Linked DNA regions of Homo sapiens: all the other regions are linked to region 1. The links are chromatin loops, found by intact Hi-C in ENCODE. Cell type or tissue: endothelial cell of umbilical vein. All regions are shown on one strand.

What was found. Peaks named below come from ENCODE experiments on the same cell type or tissue, not always from the same donor. Only the 100,000 strongest peaks of a DNase experiment are listed, where the experiment ranks them.
Region 2: a loop joins it to region 1, with 16 times the contacts of the local background. A loop is called at or near these places in 3 of 110 quality-filtered maps.
Region 3: it touches region 1 in a loop (4-fold over the local background); 2 of 110 quality-filtered maps call a loop at or near these places.

What each region holds. Positions count from the first base shown.
Region 1 is chr12:89,945,480-89,953,479 of GRCh38, forward strand. It overlaps LINC02399 (long intergenic non-protein coding RNA 2399), which reads left to right and starts at 2,214. Exons shown (of 3, transcript NR_135019.1): 1 at 2,214-2,273; 2 at 2,682-2,769; 3 at 3,996-4,247. The region is part of intron 6 of LOC105369890 (a long non-coding RNA gene); the gene reads left to right. In endothelial cell of umbilical vein, a CTCF peak has its summit at 4,583; DNase peaks (open chromatin) are centred at 2,492, 3,482 and 4,522; H3K27ac peaks cover 3,696 bases.
Region 2 is chr12:90,249,769-90,257,768 of GRCh38, forward strand. It overlaps LOC105369892 (a long non-coding RNA gene), which reads left to right and starts at 4,057. Exons shown (of 3, transcript XR_945183.1): 1 at 4,057-4,212; 2 at 6,624-6,736. In endothelial cell of umbilical vein, a CTCF peak has its summit at 4,270; DNase peaks (open chromatin) are centred at 1,203 and 4,093; H3K27ac peaks cover 683 bases.
Region 3 is chr12:90,935,614-90,943,613 of GRCh38, forward strand. It overlaps LINC00615 (long intergenic non-protein coding RNA 615), which reads left to right. Exons shown (of 5, transcript NR_038868.1): 2 at 3,058-3,140; 3 at 4,536-4,747. Among named protein-coding and RNA genes, the nearest start is that of CCER1, 16 kb to the right of the region's middle. In endothelial cell of umbilical vein, a CTCF peak has its summit at 5,478 (motif pointing left); DNase peaks (open chromatin) are centred at 3,018 and 5,448; H3K27ac peaks cover 253 bases.

The sequences.
Region 1 (8,000 bases):
ACATAGTCAGTGATACCCACATAAGACTGTATGAGTGTAAATATTTAAAAAATAACTTACCAAACAAATATGCAGACTACTATCCATTTGCTATTAAATCAGGGATAAGAGCTTCTATTTTACCTGGTACTACTTCCAATTGAATTAAAAAAACCCATCACCATAAAAAAGGTAGGTTGGGCCAGTCACTTTTAAATTATAGAAATTTCTATCATTTTGTCTAATGGAATAATAGACAACTCAGGAAAAGGCCAGGCAGCACATTTCTGAAATACAGAACTGGATCGATGTGCTATGATTTTCATTTCAAGAGTGAGTAGACGTGAAAAACTGAAATTAGTTTGTCCGCAAGTCTCTCTCCTTTCTTTGCAGTTTGTGCTGTTCTTTCCTTGGAAGAGAAGAGTTGTGTAGGCTGACAATGCTGGTTCCCAGTACCCTCACCCCTCTCTGCCATTTCCCTCCATCCTGGATAAAAGAAGGCAGATTTATCAGTAGAAACTGAATGTGGCTGTGGAAAGCATTTTACCATTTGTCCCCTAAATATCATTTCATAGAGGATTCTTCTCTGGCATGGAGATCATATGTTTTGGATATTCCAGGAAAGTGTGAATTTCACATATTCTATTCCTCTGTCAGGCATGTGTACTGGTTTTGGGTTAGGGGTAGAATACCCACTTACTCCGGGTAGGTCTCTAAGCATGATAGTACATTTTTGGGTGCTAACCAAGACTCAGCCATGAAAGATCTGGGAAAAATGTAGCATTAATCACGGGGCCAGGACATATTAAGAAGAAATTTCTCACACATGTGATTCTAAACTGCACATTCTTAAACAGGTTTTCCATCTCAATTTTCAATGGACTTTATTGACTTAGTCCATTGCATGAAGGCTCAAGGTGATTTTGCTTTGAAACACTCAAAGAGAGCCTTATTGAAATATGTTATTGATGTTGAAAATGACGCTGGATAAGAATAGCTGTCCTAAATGGATCTTTGACCCCTTAATGTAATCAAGATTATCAGGGATTTTTTTCCCCCTCTTGAGGCAACGGTTTTGTCATGGAAAAAAATGAGTGAGAACAATCAGAATGTTTTCTAGATTAGATACTAGGTGTCGGAATACAGAAGATGTCTGTTCTGGCAGACTGATTATTTTTCCAATACCAAGTACAGTACAGTTTCTGGTTTACAATCCCCGCCTTCCCTGGTGCCAGGTTGCTTTGCCTGAAAACTCCCATCCCAGGAACTTGAAGCACCATTCAATACAGCTACAGTATACAGGGCAAAGCTCCATTTCAAAGGTCAATGTATAATGAGATAGGAAGAATCAGCTTCTAGAAGGGTATGAAGTCCATATTTGAATGGTTCTCAAACTTATATTCTGAAGGGAAACTTATTACTTTTGTTTCTTTTCCCAAATTTGGTCTTCCCAGATGTTAAGGATCCTGGTGTCAAATTGGAACCCAGCCTACTTGACGTTGAAGTCTCCAGAATATAGTTTGGCTTCAGGGAATGTAGCTGCCTTGTGCGGTATCTGGAAGAGGCTTCTTTGATTGTGACTTTTACTATGTGGCCAGTTCTGATGGTCTGGTGTATTTTCAGAAGAATGTTGAACGTAAGGTTAATCAGGGAGATTTTAATTTATTGGGCACTATAGACGTGAAACTTTTTAAAAGCTGATGAAAATATTTGAAAACTGGAAAAAATTATAGGCTACAAAATAGAAATACACTGCAAAATGAAAGTTTCAAAAACAAAATTATAAAAATCCTTTTGCAGCATAAAGAAAAATGTTATGTTTAGGATGAGATTGGGTATGTATGTATGTATTAACATGTTTGGTATGATGTGGGCAGAGCAGGAAGGGCTCAGCTATGAACCTCTTACTGTGGCCCTGCGGCTGGGCATATTGAGATACAGCAATAGATACTTCTGGGTTTAAATAAACACTTTTTCTTTTCTGGATAAAAGTTTATTGTTTCTGGTTTGCCTCTCAACAAGAGATACTAGTAATACCAGCTTCGATCTAAAAACTTCAATTTCCTATGACAGCAACTGAACAATGTCTTGAAATTCCATCATTGTTAGACTGGGTGGGAAAATTCTAGCTGAACCTGCTTCTTTTATTAAGAGGATTGGGCTTTGTGACCTCAGAGAAGAATTTTGGCAAAACAGATATGCTGATTCTAGTCCTGGTAGCAATTGCTGGGCTCTCAGCAACTCTTCATGTGGGCTCTTCCCTTCCCCCTTTCAAAACTTGCAATTAACCCTGGGTAAGAGCCTTTTTTATTGAAATTCAGTTGAGGGACCCATAATTTAACTGTACGTCAGGAAACAAGAGAGACAGAAACTAGGAGTTTTGCCAGACACCGGGGAACAGCTTTATATTATCACGGAATCCTCAAGTTGGAAGGGGCTTTCAAAATCCTCCTGCTCAACCCCCACACTCTACAGATGAAGGAAGGCAGGAAGGCCAAGATGAGAAGTTACTTACTCCAGGTCTTAGAGGTGATTTGTGATTTGTGGCAGAGAAAGGATTAGCAAACAGGCTCCTGACCTTCTGTCTCACTCCATGCTGACTGAGAGTGGAAGAAAAAATAAAGTCCACTTTGGTGTGGAAATGCTTTCTACTAAGATTAGAGGAGAATGAATCATTGGAATTTTTTTTTTTTTTTAAACAGTGATTCAGAGCAAACTGCGTAGAGTATGCAAGATACAGGGAAACACTGAATCCTGGGGCTGACAGTTTACATCCTGGCTGTTTACCAAGTGTGTATAGACATGGAGTCTTTTGATTCTGCTTGTTGAATAATTATATTTGATCTTAAAATCTCCCCAGCTATACTGTGATAGGTTTTGTGCCTTACAGTTTATGAAGTCTCCAGTTATTAGTGTGGGCAAAGTCTTGTTGTATATAGAGAACAGCTTGTAAATTTTTTGCTCTGAGAATCTCCAAGGTGAAATCCACTCATATATACTCATTGCTAATAGGAATAATGATAGATTCTGTGCTTTTCTTATTAAGTGTTGAGTTGATTTGGATGCAGCAGTTCTGCAATTTCCTAAAATACATCTTTGTGTTTCAGTAATGGAAAGCTCAGAAATTCTCTACAGAGATATTCTCTCACTTTTAAGCCCCACCTGCTATTTAGGCAAGGCAAATATTCCACTGGTGGAAGATGTAACTCAGGGCTAATAATCTGCTTTTCAGAAATGTTATTTCCAAGATATTGACAGAATGACTTCAAACTCCTGAGCAAAGCATAGGGAGACGGATTTCCTAAGAGGCAGAGTGTTTTCTTTAAAAAGCTCTGCAACAAGCCCAGGTTATCTTTTACAGTCTGGAAGATAGCAGTTTAACCAAGATAAAAAGCTGTAAATGGTTATTAATCTACAACAGCCATTACTTTTGCACTGGGACATGATTTTTCCACTGAGCCCAAGCCTGTTCCAGGTTGGATTTCTGATTTCTTTCCATTGAATGAAAGGACAGGGCTGTTTTTACCAATATAATGACACTTCCTTTTCAACAAACAACAGAGCAAAGGCCCTTGTTTTTGTACTCTTGTCTCTACATAACTTTGCTTTTGTGGTGCAATGAATGGCACAGTTGTCCTCTTCTTTATGTTTTAAAAAATCATACTTTTGCTAAGTTGCTAGGAACTATATACATTTTAGTTTACTTCATAAACAACTGAAATAATAAAATTCCTATTTTTCTGTTCTTGAGGGACTAAGGGCCCTTTTAAAAAGCACTTACTGTCTCTCTCTCTGTGATTTTAATTTTAATTTCCTCATTCAAAAATGACAATAACAATATTACTTCAAAGGGTTATTGGGAGGGGTAAATGAAATAATATGTGTCTGAGAAAGTATATGTTAGTTGTCCCTTTTGTACAAATGAATGAAATGATTTACTCAATTGAAATCCATGTTGGCCAAACTTCAGCTCCGGATTAGACACTGATGAATAACTTTTTTTTTTCTTTTTATAGGTCCATCTTGAAAATCTTACTGTGATTCATGAATATAAATATTCAGTATCTTTCACTGTATCTATGCCCACTATTGAGCAGGTCTATATTTTCAGTCCTGTTTATATGCTATTTACAATGATCGTCAAACACACTTAAGCAATTCCTTTTTATTCCTCATGCAATGGGAAGTAAGCAAACATTCCATGAGGTTCATTTTATGAAGCAATAAAAGAAAGTTAGTCATCAAATAAAATAAAATGGTAAAATCAAGAGACTTACTTATTCAAACTGTTTACAATCTTTCAAATAAAAATAAAAATGATTTTATAGAAAACAGATATTGAAGTAATACAACCTTTAAGCTTCCACTTGCATCCCAGATTGGACCCCACCTAGAAGAAATTTGGAATAGAGTGAATTGAATTTAGTGGTTGACTCATAATCTGGGCAAGAGACTTTTAGTCTTTCCCTTCCTGTAGTTTGCTGATTTCCCTAGAACACTTACTGCCCTTCAGAACAAGCAGGCTTCTATGGTAACCAGTGAAGTAAATGGACCCCGTTGCCAGGAAAGGTACATGAAACAAAACCAAAACAAGGCAGACAGGAAGACAGGGGCTTCCCTAGCGGTTGAATTAAGAGTTGTCAGGGGAAACATAGAAATACAATTATGAAACAGCTCAGTGCGATGTGTTAATATTGATTGTGATAATGATAGCAGTAGCATATGGATTAATATGTGGTAAAAGCTGCGGCCTTTTTCTTTCCTTTTAGAACTTTGCCTTTGATTACATATGCACAGATTTCTATGACACTGTTCAATAACTAACATCTATTGAGAACCAACTATTTGCCAAAATTTTACATTTAGTTTTAAAAACCATTATAGCCACCTTAAAAGTACATTGTGATACTAATTTTACAGATTCTTCCAAACTCAGTTTATCAGCCATCCCTGATAAGCCACTTAGGTCTCTCAGTCAAATGGTCCAGTGGAATCCTGTGGAGCTCTTAGAACGTTTGTAATTATGCAATTAATGATCATAATACTTAAAGTTTAATGTTCATGTTCTCTGCCAGTTTTTAGAGTGAGACAAGCACAATGCCTTGTTCACTGGCCCATCTCTAGAGCCTGGCATGGTAGCTGGCACACAGTGAAAGCTCAGTAGACACCTTTGGCTGAGATATAAAAAGACCAAGGCTTTCTGACTTTTGCTCAATTGTACACAAGTATTGAAACCTCAGCCAGGGGCTTTTCACTAAACACTCTGCCTGAGATGTTGTTTTGTCTTAAGAATTCAGAGTACATAGACATTCTATCCTCTTGGGTATTAATCACATTTCAGTAATCTAAAAAAGAGAAATAGTATTTTCCCTCTACTTTAAAGATGCAAAAAAAGAGTTTAGTGTCTTGCCTGAAGTCACACATGCTCTGTAATAATAAATAGGTTGATGATGATAACAATGGTAATGACTTACAAAAACATGGCAGGACTGGACTCCTAGCTTCCAGCTGCACGCTCTTTAGACAAAGATTTCCCAAACTTTTCCTTACCATATTTGACTGATTTAAAAAATATATATGTAAAATTCTACCATAATTGTTTTTACATTTGTCAATTTTTTTTCTTTTTTTGCCCTCTCTTTGAGGGCAACAACTTTATCTTTTCTCTATTTTCTCATGTTGGATTCTTTCACTTACATGCCAATTCAGTAAATGTGTGCTAAATGAATCCTGTTGCCAACATCCTTATGACTGCATGTGCTGGTTAGTATCTTTCTTCTTTTACTTGTGTCAGAATAGTGTAGGTTATCCTGTGATAACAACTCTAAAATTTCAGGTTATTTCTCATTCATGGTGTCAGGGAGAGCTTTGCTTATCACTGTCACATACGGAGTAAGGCTGAAGGAGACTCTGTCATTTTATGACACTGCCATCTAATGACGTCAGGCTTCAGGGTTCACCCCAGCAGGGGATGAGAAAGAGCTGGCAAGTCAAACACAAGCCATAGAAGCCTTAGTCCAGAGTGTCATTCACATGCCTTTGGGCAAAATGAGTCACATGGCAGCATCTAACTTCAAGGGAACATGGAAATGTAATCTCCTTTCTAACCAAAAGTAAATAATTAGAAATTGGTGGACATTAACAATGCCTATCATACAACCATCATCTATGGAGTCAGGCTTTGTGAAAGAAAGAAGGTAGATGCAGATAGGAAGCCAAAGGGGGAAAAAAAAGAGAGAAGATCTGGGAGGGGGAAAGATGGATAGGGAAAGGAGAGAGGAATAGCTCAACTGCTATTCTGACAAGATTAGCTCCATTTCCAAAGGAGAACTAAGCCCTTAAATAAACCAGTCTTGTCTTACCTGTGCCTCCGGATCATGCACATGACTCATTAGTGAGTTGATTATATTTTACCATTGTTGTTCATATTTTGTCGATGTTCTTATACCATTGTGGGTCATGGTTCATTGGGACAGACAATTTTTAAGGTTTCCTGGATTGTCTTTCATGCATGAGGTATAGAACTATAAAGATTGCTGCCTTCAACTTGAGGTAGGTGTGACAAAGAAATAAAACTAAGAAGTAGAGGTGTGTTTGCCATTGGAATGCGTCATTACTGTCTTCCTCATCTTTCTTTCACTAAGTAAAGTTTCTAACTATACTCCTTCCTTGCTGGGGTTGAATACCACAGAGGAAAGAGTTGTGAATATCTTATTTATCATTGTATTCTCAGAGTCTACAAGTACCAGGCAAATAGGTAGTGCTCAGTAGATAACTGCTCATTGGTGGCTTGAAAGGGGCAGCTTAGCAGGCCCAGTTATAGCATTTTTTTTTTTTTTTTTTTTTTTTTTTTTGAGACGGAGTCTCGCTCTGTTGCCCAGGCTGGAGTGCAGTGGCGGGATCTCGGGTCATTGCAAGCTCCACCTCCCGGGTTCACGCCATTCTCCTGCCTCAGCCTCCCAAGTAGCTGGGACTACAGGCGCCCGCCACTACGCCCGGCTAATTTTTTGTATTTTTAGTAGAGACGGGGTTTCACCGTTTTTAGCCGGGATGGTCTCGATCTCCTGACCTCGTGATCCGCCCGCCTCGGCCTCCCAAAGTGCTGGGATTACAGGCGTGAGCCACCGCGCCCGGCCGTATAGCATTTGTAATTAAAGGTTTATTTCCCAAAGTGGGCTCTTTGGGGAAGGGAATTGCAGAACTACTGAAGTTACCTTTCATCTGATGAGTTGTGCTGTAGGCAAGTTAAATAGGGAGGCTGTTTTTAATCTTTGAGTTGGGCCTTGGCAAGATTTGCTCAGTTGTTTTCTTTTCAGTTGGTAGTTTGGAAGTCCCAGCAGTATAGCTTATGGCTGACAGTCAATTAGTTGTGAATTTATTTTTAATCTTCAGCAAATGTCCCTTGTGAACAAACAAAGGGTGCATGATAATTACCATCAACTACTGTCTCTTCAACTCCCCTGTGTGCTTGGCAAAAGTACTGTGCAAAACAGACAAAATATAGTTCTAGTGTAAGGGATCTGACAGAGCAAATAAGGATCATTAACTTTGCCATAGTTTTTAAAAATAATTATTTTATGTGGGAGAGTGATTTTCTTATTATCTGATAAAGTGCTTCACGGAGGGCTAGAGATAGAAAGAAGATTATAAAAGAAAGAGGAATAAAGATAGAGCATGTAAATACCCAAAGGGGTCCTTTGATTACTGTACAAGTTTAATAATTAGAAAATAATATGATTACCAGTTGATGATGATAGTTTATGGAGGAGTTGATAAGAGGAACATTTTTGGTAACATTCTGGTACTTTTGTATGCTCATTTAACTGTCCAACTGCTATAGAATAAATGTTAGAATATATTTGATAGCCAAAGTATAATTCTGAGGCTGTTTCATTCATTAAAAAATAAAGAAAAGGAATAACATTATGTTTGTTATGTACAGAAACCCTTTCCTCATCCTTCAATCAGGGACAAACATCTACTCAATTGTAAATAAACCTTTAAAAATATATCTTTATCTG
Region 2 (8,000 bases), 300 kb after region 1:
CAAATATCTTGTTGTATCTTGTCAATTTCATAGGAAATAATAAAACTCCCCCAATTCTCAGAAGCATGTGACTTTGTGTCCAATATGCAAAATTTTATTTTGGAAGGAAATTGTGTATCCAGGTTATTTTTATTTTCTATGTTGTGCTATAATTAATTTTCAAGTTGCACTGTTAAGAACTTGTTTTTTTTCTCTGTTTATGTTACTTTTATTTATTTATTTGGTATGATGTGTTTAAGCTGCACTTATCTTCGTTCTGATGAACTGGTTAGAGCTTTTAAGAGCTCTTTACAAAGGTGTATTAAAACTAGCTCGAGAGCAAGGATTGCCTTAGTTAAAAAAGGTTTTTTAAAAATGTGTCTCCCCCGAGGAACCTACTCAAATTACTTTAAGAAATAAAAACGTTCGGGGCATGCCTGGCAACTATCTGATGGGAAACAGTTCATCTATGGGAGTGCCTGTTGGGAAGATTAGTCCTAGGGCAGATTGCTCAACCTTTCCTGTGCTGAATAGCTCCTTTGCTTTTTACCTGAAGGATCCAAATTAAAATTGGGGAGGGTTGATTGAGGTGAATACTGGTGGTTTAGAGGCGGCACACACACAAACACACAATGGCATGTTTGAAGCCTCCCGAGAAACAGCATTTTATCCCTGTTCCCCCTACTGTAGATGACATAACAAAAGCAATAATAACAGCATTAACAAAAACGACGATTTATTGAGTGTTTCCTCTCTGCCAGGTACTGAAAACCACTTTCTAAAGTAGTGACTGCTGTATACACTTTCCGCAACTAAAAACTTGAAGTTCAGACTGGGCATGCAATTTAACTAGAAGTAAACCACTAGTAAACAGAAGAGCTGGAGTTTTAATTCTGGTCTATTTGATTCCTAATCCCATAGACATAAATAAGGCCTCTCTTCCTTCCTCTCTCTCTTCCCCTCTTCATCCCTCTTTGTGTTGGCTCCATAGCCAACACCCTGCCCCAATGTTATTTTTTTTTTTCTTTTCGGAAGTCTGTAGGGGCATAGGGCAGGGTCATATTGCTGCTAATGGGTTTAAGTAAGCCATCTAAATACAGAATGTGCTAAGGACAGGCCTGGCTACCCAGTTATAGCCTCCTTTTAGCTTTGGCTAGAAAGAAATCCCCAGAGCAAGTGTTGAACGTGGTCACCCACGCTACTTCCTTTCTTGGCTGAAGGTCAGAGAGAGTGAATTCTGGACCCAGCACAAAGTCTTATTCAGGAAATCATAACTGCCACAACCCAAGCACTCAGAATCTCAGCTTTGAAACTGAGTTTGTGGTCATTGCCCAATTTTATTGGCTTTGATAGTGTGTGGTTCTGGCTTCCAAATAAACATACTCATTTTTTTTTTTGCTGTAATTTTTGACATGCTGCCTTTTGAAACAATAATAGTAACTCTATAAATAAGTAGCTTTTAAATGGAAATATTTCCCAATTTAATCCCCTCTACTAAATATTTAATGAATATGTAATAAATAAACATATCATTCATGGAATAAAATTCTACCATTATCTCTACATGATAATTTTTTTAAAGAGTGAGATTCTCTTCTGGAAAAATCTTTAACAGTAGTTTATTTAGAAACAATATGATTCTGTTAATTTTACTTTCCTTCCTGCAGTCTATTTTGTGGTTGCTTTTATTTCTGCAGTTTTAAAAAGAGATATAAAATTAATTTCTTAAAGAAATTTTGACTCTTGATTCTTCTTAAGCATCCAAAGTATAATCTATGCTATATTGAATGGTTGCAAAAATGAACATGACATAATGTAAATATATTTAATTAGAAAAATAACAAATTTTAAAAAGTAAAATTTAAAAATTGAAAGACCTAATGCTCAAGTTATTTGAAAACGATACATCTTGAGAATTACAACATTCAACTGTTCGCCTATTAACTTCAAGCACCATTAAATGCCTCTGTGCTTGTACATAATTGTGCTGTGAAGGACAAGAGGAATTAACACCCAAAACCAGCTCTACTTCTCTGTGAAACTTGGATGAAACACATGTTGTTTCTTCTCAGTTGGTCTCTTATTCCTAAAAATCATAATTTCCTTGCTTATTTACATGCATGTATTCCTTCTCCATTCCCTAATCCCTAAGAGTATGTCAAATCTCCGTTATTATTTTAGTCCTTAATACCATTACATTTTACAAATTATATGTTTACCTATAATTATGTACTTTTAGAGTCTGATTAATAATGATCTTCTCCACTGTGAGATCCACGTGGCAAGTAGTTTTATGCATTTTATTCATAATATATATCTATATCACTAAAGGCAAGATTGACATAGCATCTGCTCAACAAACTTGTTGAATAAATAAATAAGTCAGTGAAGGAGGGGAAGTTACTATAATCTGTTTAAGTTTTATTATATCCCACTAGACCATGAATATGGTGTATTTCAAAAATTGTTTCACCAAATATAGAACACTCACCATATTTCAGCCACTGTTTAAGGCAATAGAATTAAGCAATGAATACAATCCTATATAGTACCTATCCTCAAGAAGCTAGGAATGAGTGTGAGGTAGGGACACATATATTCAGAGAAACTAGAAATAAATACTATATAGACAGTGGTTGAAGCTATGAAGGGGAAATATAAGGTACCCTGTGAAAGAATATTGGGGGCCTACTTTAGATTGCAGAGTCAGGGTGCCTTTTCTTTGGCACATTTCACATAATTTGGTATTTTTGTCATATTTTTATGCATAGTTTTTATATCTTATTTATCTAACTAGATATAAACACAAGGCATTACACTGTATATCTCCTTGCTTTTTCAAAACTTTAAATTTAATGGTAAACATATAATCACTCATTATGAATTTAGGAATTGGCTGAGGACATATTCTCTTCAAATTACTAAAAATTTAAGGCATAAGCAGAGGCTAGAGAAATTTCTGCTCCCAGATATTGCCAGTAACAGAGGTTAGTCAATAATCCAGCTCAGGGAAGGTCATTTTAAAACTTGACTCTCTTGGGACCTAAGGATAGCTTCACTAGATTTATTTCAAGCCAGCACATTATAGTTTGTCTAAATGAACTGTGTTATTTCCTGTTATTGATACCCATAACTCTTAAAAGCAGTAACTTCTCTTGTAATTTAATTTAGATTGACTCTTGGAAATAGAAACTTTCAAAGAGCATTCTTTAAGAAAGCTGTATTTCCGTTAAGTGCTAACATAAAGAACTAAAAGTAATAATTTATTCTATTTTCTTTCCTGTATCGTCTTTCCATCTGAAATTCACTACTACACCAGTACTGACCGGGACCAATACTAGACTGAAAAATATGAGAACAGAATAAGAGGGGTTGATTGGAAGGTGAGATACTGAGTAGGGAGATCAGAGGCAGGTTTTTCTGTGCAGAAATGGAATTAGAGCTTTTTTGCACCACTCTTTTGAAGAAAAAAATATTTTTACCACTCCTTCAGTCATTTCCAAGATTTAGTTGCCACAGTCCTATCATCTTTTAGTAAACAGCAGCAAAATGTTTCATAGCTCTTTACTTCTCCTTTTTAGTCTGAATGCCTGGAAGCCAAGAAATTTGCATCTCGTTAGCTCGTCAACAAAGACTGAAGGCCACGCAGAGTTTGCACATTCTTCTTGAAATTAAATTTATTATACATTTTTCCTTGTAGAAAGGATTCAGTTGGATAGCAATTTTTAATATTAATTGCTTACAAATATAATAATGTAGGGGCTAGAAAATCCTTTATTCGTTGGTAACACGTAAATTGTTATCAATATATTATCTATTTACTTTCTCCGCTAGGAGGATTAGAGTGAAAATATTTATCTGGGTAATTTGAATGATGTAAGAAGGGGAAAAGTTTCCATCCTCAAGGTTGGGAATAGATGTCAACAATTCCAGATAGGCTTCCAAATCCAGATGACCTAGTTAATTTTATTTCAGGGCAATGAACAGATGGTGTGTGTTCTCAGTCTATCTGGCATTAACGTGCACTCTGTCACCATAAGACTTAACGGTGGCAGATGGCAGTTGCGTTAGCAAACATTCAGTTCTCTCTCTTTGATTCTTCCCTTAGGATTGAGGAAGGCCTGGCCGTGGCTCACAGCTGAGTCACACCTCTCCAGTAAAGCCTGAGGAGAGCATGTCAAACCACCGGAAGACCTCAGTCATGTGGGTTTTCCGGTTCACCCGTGGCAACAGGTACAGCTGGGGCCTGTTCAAAGGCTTGTGGTGGCTATTCTGGTCTCATTGCTAAATCCATCTGGGGTCCAGTGCCACCCCAAGGCCAAGTTAAGCATTTCTATGAGATGGGTGGAGTTTTCTCACCCTCTCGTGGAAAAGTGCCTGGATATATCAGAGCAGCCTTTCATGGCCTCTGTGGACTTTTCTGGATAGAAAAGCAGCCAGCCATATTTAGCAGAGTTTTTTTCCAGCAACATGAATCATTTAATTGTCTTGGTTGATCAATAGAGCATCAAGGCAACAATGTGAGAAAAAAAATGTTTTTCTTTTTAAAGAAGATTCTAGACTTTTCAGGAATCCAGACAAGAATATGTTACAGATGTACTCATGCACTTGCATCTCCATAAAGCGGTCCTTGGCATCCTAATTGCTGTGCACTTCAGATGAGACTAGTGCTTAATTAATGAACTAACTCTAAAATCAACATATAAGAGTCAGCTGGGACTGTGAAGATGCTGTCCTGGGAGATGTTGCAAGTTTCAGAGAATCTAAAAGATAATTTTCATCTTTTAGGAATTACAGAATAAGGGAAATAATGCAAGTGAAAAAATATGGATGGGGGATTTATTAAATCATTTGTCCCTGCTTTATGGGCATGTACTTTTCAATATGCAGGATTTTAAACTCTATACATTTTAAAATTCTCTTTCAATTTTGATGGTTCTTATTCTTGAACTAATCATAGATGTGCAAGGCCCAATAAAGAAAAATGTGATTGATAATTTAAATTGCACATGTTCCATAATGCAGATTTGCTAATCGCCAGAGCTGTGAAACATGCCAGAAAATATATTTTATAATTTATTTCTGGGTTAGCAATTGGAGATAACAAGCAATGTTGGGGGCTTATTACTTATTGCCATCTGAAATATATGCAAGTATAAAATTCCTTTGATCCTGGTCATGGATATTTCACCAGCTGGTATAAAATACTTAATAGTAAGCTGCAATCTCTTTCTGGATTCAAGCCCTGCTTTGCTGAAGAGAGATATAAAACCACTATAGCAGTTCAAATACCACTGGCCTATTGGTTACACTGCACAGGGAACATTATACCCTGCATATTCCCTTTCAGGAACTAACTTACAGCTTCTCTAACTAAATGTGTTGGCAATATATAGAGATAATTTAGAACATTGCAATGTCAATCTTTGAGTTAAAAATATTGGGGTACATTGGATGCATACTTTAAGGCAGGCACTTGTATGAGGTTTTAGATTCATAAATACACTGATTAGAATACAATACATTTTTAACAGTTTATTTATTTTATTTTTTAAATTTTTGTAGAGACAGGGTCTTACTTTGTTGTCCAGGCTGGTCTTGAATTCTTGTCCTCAAGTGATCCTCCTGCCTCAGCCTCCCAAAGTACTAGGATTACAGGCATGAGTCACCATACCTGGCCAAGGGCAGAATACATTTAAAGGAATGATAGAATACAGTCATCTGATCTGATGGATTTATTTCTAGTATTCTTAAATATCTTTCAAAATTTGACTAGTAAATTAACAAGTAGACCTGGATTGCTTTTATACACATTTGACTTGATATTGTCCTATTTCTGTAAGCAAGATTTTGATATAGGATCTCCCCTAAAAACCTGAATTTAAAGGAAAATGCCACTTTGATGATTTCCTAAACATGAGTACAGAACACACTGTAGTTCTAGTGATTTCTAAAGAAGACTATAAATTACATGAATTCTGATACCTTTAGAAATGCAAGCTCTTGTTTTGCTTTATTTTAATTTGCTTTTTAATTATTCATACAATTGCCTCAATACTCTCCTTTGATTTGCTGTAGAGGCCTCAGTTTATAGTAATCTCACAAGAATAGTGCCAAATGTATTTTTTCCTGTTGGCTTTGGAGGTGTTTTCGGGGTTTATAAATATTTTAAAATATATAACCATTGAATTTTAGAGCAGATATAGACTCTGAATTCATTCCAATGTGGGAAGTCTCAGAGAGTTTGGAAGTTAAACAAGGTCACAAAGATAGAATAAAGCTGTCATGAGAACCAACACCTTTAGTTGTCAACGAATGAAGCTATTTTTTCATGGTAATACAACTAAACATTAAGATGAAGTGTCTATAGGATTCCAGTGAATAAAAACCAACAGGAGGAGGCTAAGACTTAGTTACTTAGCTCAAGTGGTTGCTTGTAAGAAAAAAAAAAATCACAAAATTTTTTATAGCAGGATAGCAGGATAAAATCCAGTGGCAAGAAATGTCTACTGCTGGAGTCATAAAGTCTTTCATCAAAAAACTCTATTATAAAATAAATGCTCATACTTTAAGCCATTATTTACCTTATGTAATATATCAAATTTATCTTATATAATATATCAAATATATCTTCTATCATTTAGTAATTATTTTCCACACGAAAGGCAAAGATTCTTGTGTGGATCCCAGAAGGCATCATAGAGGTATCTCTGTCTCAGGCAGGAGTCCTACTTCTTGAAAGACAGGCTACCAAAAGGTAAACTTTACAAACTTCACAGCTTTCCCCAACTCCTAATAGAAGTGAGTAGATGAGTAAAATAAGGTTCTTATGAAGTACATAAAATAATATCTCAAGTACTCTGCTGAATGCTTCTTAAATATTATTTGATTCTTGTGTAACAACACCCTGAAGTAGGAACTGTTACCACTCCTATATTATAAATGGGATAACAGAGGTTTAGAGAGTTAGGGCCTTTTCCTAAGATCACATGACTGATTTACAAAGCTGAAGTTCGAATCCATGTCCATCTGAATCCAAAGATTCTGTTTTTATAACCATCAGCTCTATAATGGCTAGGTTTTGCAGGCAAAAAACACAGGATACTGAAAGGCATGTCATGTAAAGACCTGTTGAGCTTCAGAAGGTCAAGATATTTGGGTTGAGTCCTGCTGAAATGGACTCTCAAGAGCTGATTGTTAAATATTCAGGAATTTTGCAAGTTAGCTGTTAAATTGTTGATAGCTTGAAATGAGCTATCGTGGAAGTATTTACACCACCGAAATTGGCTACAGCTACAAAACAGGGTTTTGTTTCCACAGAGTTGGTTTTCCAGCACAACACTAGGTACTGGAATACTGGAGTTACAAGACAAAATGTATGAAGGAAAAAAAACAATAGAGGAATCTAGAAATGTACATTAAGGTCAGTTTATAAAGGGCCCAGGTAAATGTGGTTACAAAGTTTTTGGAATGCAAATCCAATTATGGCACCCTTCAATCTATAACCCTCCAGTGGCTCCCAAATGAAATAAAGTCTAAGCTTCATTTCCTTACATGAGAAGCCCAGAGAGAATGTGGCCTATGCTTTCCTCTTCAATGTCATTTTGTAATTCTAACCCTCTCACCCTCCCATCAAGCTACAGCCATGCTGGTCACCAGGTCCCTAACAAGCCAAGCTCTTTCCAACTTTAGTCCTTTACATTAGTTTTTCCCTTTGCCTACTATGTTATTCTAGTTTTTGCATAGTTGTGTCCTTTAGATCTCAGCTTAAATATCACCTCCAGAGAAAGGCTTTTCTTGATCTACAAATCTAAAGTAGCTGTCTGGTAAGTCCCTCTCTTTTATATCAGTCCATTTTAACACTCTGCTTGATACTTAATGATGTGGCACGGGGGTTAAATGCCTTGCTTCTGAAGCCAGACTGCTGGGACCCATTATTACTCCACCACGGAGTAGTTGTATGACTTTATCAAAGTTGCTTGTCTCCACTATTCAATTTCCTATTTGTAAATAGGATGTAA
Region 3 (8,000 bases), 990 kb after region 1:
ATTGGAGACTTTGTTCATATTTTCTCATTATTTTTTCTTTGTCTTTGTTGGATTGGGTTAATTTGAATACTTCGTCTTCGAGCTCTGAATTTCTTTCCTCTACTTGTTCAATTCTATTGCTGAGACTTTCCAGAGCATTTCACATTTCTAAGAGTGTGTCCAAAGTTTCCTGTATTTTTAATTGTTTTTTCTTTAAGCTATCTATTTCCTTGAATATCTCTCCCTTCACTTCTTATATCATTTTTTTTTTTTATTTCCTTGCTTTGGGCTTTATCTTTCTCTCATCCTTCCCTGATGAGCTTAATAACTAACCTCCTGAATTCTTTTTCAGGTAAATCAGGGATTTCTTCTTGGTTTGGATCCATTGCTGGTGAACTAGTGTGATTTTTGGGGGGTGTCAAGAAGCTTTGTTTTGTCATATTACCAGGCTTGGTTTTCTGGTTCCTTTTCATTTGGGTAGGCTCTGTTGGAGGGAAGGTCTAGGGCTGAAGGCTGTTGTTCAGATTCTTTTGTCCCATGGGGTGTTCCCTTGATGTAGTACTCTCCCCTTTATCCTGTGGATGTGACCTCCTGTGAGCCAAACTACAGTGATTGTTGTGTCTTTTCTGGGTCTAGCCACCCAGAGATCCTGGCTCTGGGCTGGTACTGGGGGCTGTCTGCAGAGTTCTGTGATGTGAACCATCTATGGGTCTCTCAGCTGTGGATACCAGTGCCTGCTCCAGTGGAGGTGGTGGTGGGGTGCAATGAACTCTGAGTGTTCTTAGGTTTGGTGGTTGAATTCTCTTTTTTTGTGTTGCTTGGCCTCCTGCCAGGGGGTGGCGCTTTCCAGAAAGCATCAGCTGTAGTAATGTGGAGAGGTACCAGCAGTGGGCGGGGCCCTATAACTCCTGAGATTATATGCTCTTTTTCTTCTGCTACTAAGGTGGATAGGGAAGGACCATCAGGTAGGGGCAGGGCTAGGTGTGTCTGAGCTCAGACTTTCCTTGGGTGGCTCTTGCTGCAGCTGCTGTTGGGGAAGGGGGTGAGATTCCCAGGTCACTGAAGTTGTGTACCTAGAAGGATTATGGCAGCCTCTGCTGAGTCATGCAGGTTTTCCAGGAAGTGGGGAAAAGCCAGCAGTTGCAGGCCTTACCCAGCTCCCACACAAACCAAAGGGCCTCTCTCACTCCCACCGTGCCCCCGCACAATGGACCCAAGTCTGTTTCCAGGCGGAGAGCAAGTTGGGCTTGAAAACTTGCCTGAGGCTACCTGCCTCCCAGCTGTGAAAGAAAAGGGCTTGGTTCTTCCCATGCCTGTGGAGTCTGCACACCAGATATGTGCCCTCCCCCAAGTTCTGGCCAGAAGGCTTCTCACCCTGTTCAAATTGTTACAAATTTCAGCTAGAGAATTCTTTCTCTCTGTGGAGTTTTACCCCCTGCTCCTCTGGTCACCCTCCCTATGGATCCCTGCAGTGCCAGGCAGGAATGGCCTGCTAGGGGATGCAGCAAGCTCCCAGGGCCTTTCTGCTGCTTCTTCTACCCCTGTATTTCACTCAGCTCTCTAAATTGACTCAGCTGCAGGTAAAGTCAGAAACTTGTCCTGCAAATGGACCTTCAGCTTCTCCAGTGGGGGTGTGTGTTTGGGAGAGAAGGGTCTCCCTTTCGCAGTTCTGCAGTTGGGGCCTTCACAATATTCGGGGTGTTTCACAGGTCCTGCAGGAGCAGTCTGCTTCATTCAGAGGGTCTGTGGGTCCTCTCGGGATTGCTGGTTTGTTCTCACAGTTGATCTGGAGCTAAAATTCATAAAGTGAGTTTCCACAAGCTGCTCTGTCCTGAGCTATAATCTAGTCCTTCCTCCTGTCTGCCATGATCACTTCTAGATCACTTTTAAATTCTTAGATGGTATTTTCACATACTAAAGTTTGAGAGTCACAAATCCTAACTTCAAAAGTAACACAAACAAGTCATTGAAATTTGTTAATGCACAATTACCTTATATGTAAATTGGGGATAACTGCATTCACCTCATAAGATCACTGTGAAGATTAAATCAGATAAAACCAAGATAAAACACATGAAACATGCAATGTTTGGTACTATTTTTTGTCATTATTATTGACTTCGAGTTTATGGTTTCCTGGGCCAGTTCAATGGAAAGAGAAGAGATAAGATATTTTGAAAGACAAGAGATAATATATTTTTAAGAAAGCAATTCGAGTAAGATTGTGAAATGTATACATTACTGATTACAGTGAAGCCAGAAAAATTTGGCAGAGTGAAATAAAAATGAGTTCTGGAGGGTCTGAGACTCTTAACAATTTCAATTTCAAAGAAAATTTGTAATTAACTTATCTGGAGAGTTAGCAGGATGGAGAGTGGAAAGAAAGCCTGTGCTCCTTCACCTTAAATTTCCAGAATCAAAGTGTGTGTGCATGTGTGTGTGTCAGTAGTATGCATATAAAATTGTTGGAAATGTGATAATACTATCAAACATACATGAAATCTACTACAAAGATACAAAACATATGACATTGGGCATTTGATATGTGATGATTTAAAATCCTTGAGAGAAAATAAAATCCTATCTCTATTGCATCCAAATAATCTTTTTCTCTCCCCTAAAATGTTGTGTCAGTCTTTAGGACAGTAAAGGGTTAGAGAACACAACAGGGGAAAATTGTCAAAGAACAGGAGGTTAAAATGTAAGATTTCCTAGTTCTAGTGCCTCTTGGCTATGTCAAGGTGCAAGATATAACTTCAAAATTAAGTTATTAAAGTGGAGTTGAAGAGCAATGGGGCTGCGGTCAAAGGCCCATGACAGAGATTGTTGCATGGATTTTCAACATAGCTGGAGGATGGCAAGGTTTGAGGGTGAGAAGAAGATTGTACTCTAGAGGCAAAGAAATAATCAGTGAAAGGGGGAATAGAATACAGGAGGCTGACTGATGAAAAGTCGTAGAGTGTAGTGGAACCACAAGTCAGGATATGCACCTCGTTGACATTAGGTCGAAAGAGTAATGCTTTATAAGTGAGTCAGCATTGTGAAGTTGAAAATTCTTCCTGCTTCCCTTTCCTCCAGTTCCCATGAGCATGAGAGAAGAAGCAATGCACGCTCCGGCAGATTCCTAGGAACCAAATACCTCTGAGGAGCACCAGATTTCAGTAAGACAGAGATCTGATCTGTAAAATGGTTGAGAATGTGGGGAAAGCCATTTATTGTGGAGGCGGCAGGCACAATTTCTTGACTGCTCTCAGTGCCCTGAAATAGAGCCTCACTCTAAAAAAGGGACCCTGCTTTTGGGGCTTAATGCTCTGTGGACATATCTTGAAATTCTTAACAAGATTATCTTGGAATTTGTGTTCTGTAAATGGAATCTGATGGAATATTAGTGGATGTGCCAGAGCTTGGAATCTTGGCTCACCTGTGGTACTGCCTTTCCACTGCTTTCCCACCTCCTCACCTTCTCAGGACAGAATCACAGCTATCTGCTCCCCCTCACCTGCCCAGTGACCACTGCTACCCATGGTGGAGGCCTAAGCATGGGTCTGGGAAGGGACAAGATCAGGTGTATGAGCCCCACAGTTTGAGTTGTGGGCAGGACCCAGGTACCTGTGAGGGTTTGCACTTGCCTCGCATGTATTTCCATGCCCCAAAGAGCATGAGATTAAATAACAAAACAAAAGAACAAAAATGCCACATAACTGGTTTAGAGATAAATCACAGGAGGAAAGTGAATTTTTTTTTTTTTTTTTTGGCCTACTTTTTGTACAAAGAGGCTTGCATTGACATTTTGCGCTGGGCTCCACAAATTTTGCAGCTGGTTCTGATTGGAGGTTTCCAAAGGTCACAGTGGAAAGAGTAGAGAAGGCAGGCAATGGTGAAGAGTTGGGAAAAAGGAACATCAACAAGACTTTATGGGAGGATGGATTCATACATTGAGATAATGGAGCTGATGAACTTAACATTTTGAAAAGTGGCCAAGGGTAAGTTTGCAAGATACAGGAAGTTAGTCTGTCAAAGATCCAAATGGAACTCTGGCCAAAATTTTAGTAAGTACACTGAACTCCAGTGCTTAATTCTATTGCCCATGGCCTCTGCTCAGGGTACCAAACATAGAGTTGAGAGGTTCTTATAAGTTGCTTCAATAAATCCTTTCCCAGGGGCTATTTAGACACTTCACTTCAAATTTGAAACCACTCCTCATAGTGAATACAGGAGTAAACTCATGTTATTTGTGAGCAGGACGAAGCCAAGGGAAGGCAGTGGAGACATAGTATGAGTCTAATTGTGAAGAGCTGGTTACAGCCAAAACATTAGTGAACTTACAAAGGAATCAGAAAATTCTTTGAGTCTTGGGTTTCCAGTGGCCAACTTTTTAACTCTAATGAAAGACCTTAATTCTTCTCAGGTTTATCTGTAAAATGGGGATGATGATGATTCCTGCTTTTTGACTGCTCAGGGCTGTTGCAAATGTCAAAGTACATAATTAATATAAAGTTTCTTTGCAAATAGCAAATATCGTTATTTTAATTCTATACCCTTTTTTTTTTTTGAAGGCTTATGGGATGCTTTGATTGCTCTGTGGCTGCATTTAGGAGAAGGAAGCTGCAGTCATGCGTCATCACTGCCAGCCTCACATCTCTTGACAGTTAAAGCCTTAGGGTGGAGCAAGGGAAAATTTAAAATAACAAATGAAGCAAAAGCAAGAGGTGATGTTCCAAAGCAGAGGAAGGCTAAGTTTATATATACAAATGTCAAGTGTGTATAGGTGAGTGTCTCAGAAGGTTTATATGTTCTATATAAATATAGAAGTAAGTAGACTCCTTGAATAGGAAGAAAGGTCTTTTTCTTCTGAATTTTAGAATATTTTCTGCTCCATATCATTTATCTACATCTAAGTAGTCTGTTTTTCTATTTTAATGTCTCCTCCTGTCTTTCAATATATTACGGAATGGGCTAAGATGTAAGCGGGCTTAACCTTGCCTAGTCACCTGTTTCATTCACCAGTGGGGTACCCCACCTAAAGGAGCTGTCACAAAAGAGCAGCTATGAACAGCATGAAAAACAGCAACAACAATTATAACTCTAAAGAGGTGGATGAAACCCATTGTTATTTCATTAAACAACAATGTTGGAGTTTTAGGAAAAAAAGCTGTAAGCAATGAGTCCAGAAACTAAAATTTTAGTATGATTTATCATGCTACATCCATAATTAACCAATATCCCAGAACTAACATTTTTGAAATATCTTTTCTCCAACAGACATTTAAGTTCTTAAAGTAGATAATATCTATATATCCAGTTTTGTAAGGTTTTTGAGAAGAGGCTTTAAATTTATATTGTGTCCCCACCAAAAAATTGTATTTCCCTTCTGTGTAGATGAAGGTAGTATTATTAATAGCTAGAGTGGGGTATATATACATTTATATTAACTCAATTTTCTTACATGGAAGAGCCTGTACAGCTTCTTTGAAAAGATCGCCACCTAGGGGAAATTAACAAGAGTTAATGCAACATCTGCAATGCACCACATATGCTGCGTAATATCTAATGGCGTATGTATTTAAGGAAAAAAATATGCAAAACTGTGTCATATTTCAGCAAATGTGGTGGGCCACCTAGGAAAAATAGACTACCCTGTAGACCTAGAAAGTGTGCTTGTGCACAATTTTATTGTTATTTCTAACACAGAACTGCATGTAGCTTTTGTTTATTCATTAGGGCTTGATTTTAATGACTTTCTCCATATCCAGAGAGATTTTTGAATATAGAATTTTTTACAAAATAGATATCCATCTGATTATGAGTATAAAACTTATATTTTTGACAATTTTTACAATTAAAAATAATAGTTTTAATTAGTACAATTGTTAAGATTCTTACATGTAAAAGAATTTCTATCTCAATTAAGCCTCAGAAATTAACAAAGATGTTTCTCCTTAAACTCATTTATTTGTTTCTGAGAATTTATAACAAGATCTCCAAATGAGGGCAAGTAAAGTGGGAAATAATTTAGTTGGTTCATTCAAGTAAAAATGGGTTATTTTACTGTACTTGAATTTCTGATGTTTTTGATAAATGTCTTAGAGAATCACTGCATTTTCTGTAAGCACATTTAACATAAAATATGATCCACGTTATAATCTTTACATGCTATGTTGCAGATATGGGAACTTGAAAGAATGCAACATATCTTTAAGTTGAAATGGATACTTTAGCAGCCATGAAAAATTTATGTTTTGTTTTATAAAAACAAGCTACTAATTTCAAAATCAACTTTCTAAAAAGTCAAAGTATAATTTTAAATTAAATCACATGCTCTGAAGATAATTTTTGGTTAATTAGATACTTTTGGATCATAAATTTTAATGCATCAAGATTATAAAGTAGGCAAGAGTCTAATAGGGAAAAACTTAAGGGATTATTTGAAAAAGTTTTATGTATGCTGTGTTTACAATTATTAGAACAGTTGTCAAACTGTCTAGTGACTGCCTGTTAACTCAGTCTTCCCCATTAAGTGGAAAACCTCTTGGTAACAGTGAGTATTTTTATATACAATTATTCCTGAGGTGCTATTTGAGCAGTGTCTGTTCTGATTACTTGGTGCCCGTAGAACCAGTGGTTAAACAATTTGAATATAACTCCTAGATGTATCAATAGCATTTAGAAGAATGCCTGGCATTTAGAAGGAACATGCGACACAATGGGTAAATGAATGAATAAATAGCCCCTCAAATTAGGCCTGTCCCCTGCGTTAAGTATATGCTTATAGAATCTATAACCCTCTCACAAAAAAAATGAGTCTACTGTAGAAGGCATAGTTAATCTTTGTAAGGTAAAGGTAAATATGAATTATTCTATCCCTTTTGAGATTATCCCTGCCATAATCATCTTGATAGATAATCAAGAGCTAGAGGTACACCAAAGGAAACTGTTATGTCATATGAAATTATATGTATGTAATTATTTATTTTGTGTATATATATACATATTGTGTGTATATCTCTCTATATATAGATATAAAATTTTAGAAATCAGTAGTATATTTGATCATGGAATAGAAAAGATTCTTTGATGAACTAAGATGAATTTATATACCTGGATAAGTAAACTTGATATTTTATCCCTGCTTATTAAAATCATTTAAATTATTTGGCAATCCATCTGTAACATTCCTTAGCTACGCTAAATTCAAGAAGCACTAATTATCTTCACTTTGCAAGGTGAATATGTTTTAAGGTACACCAACATTTAAACTCTCTGTCTTTTCCTTTACTTCTAGCTGAATCTGATGGTACTTTTAGTGAAATAGGAGTTATAATATCTTACCTATAATAGTGTTCTTAGACGAGTTCTTATTTCTCACTAAATCTAATCCATATTGTTTATTTAGATTTTTGCCTGCCCTGAAATGTGATACTTTCATGGCAAATCTTTTCAACCTTTAACTTTCATTCTTCATTATATCCATTTTCTTTCAACAGACCTCCAGATAGTGCTATTACTTTGCTTTTATACTGTATTTTATTTTTTTCCTAATTGTGACTGCCACATAGCAGCTCTTGGGCTCTTCTCCTGCCAGTAGCTAGCAGTTTTCCATTTCTACCTACTTCCATTAGTAAAGGCTGATTCCTAATTTAGAGAATTAAGAATTCTGCAATCAGAGTGAACTTTATACTTTCACCTTAGAAGAAAGGGAAAAGGGGCCAGGGAACAGTTTTAATGATGTGAATATTCTAGCACAGTTTTGCACTCTGCTTCTTTACTCTCTTTAAAATGTCTCATCACATAAATAATTTATCACAGAACTTTTGGACATCAATTACTGAGACTCAGCACTTTTTCCAGGACAGCATTACAATATGCGGTATGACTGCAAAAGTTTGGCTTTGGCTATTGACTCAAAGTTATGTCCTTGAATAATCTGAACTGAATCTAAGATTTCATCACACTCCCATCCATTTCAGAGTGGACTTAATGATATAAGGAAACAGACTATGTGGTTTCCAACCTCTGTCACC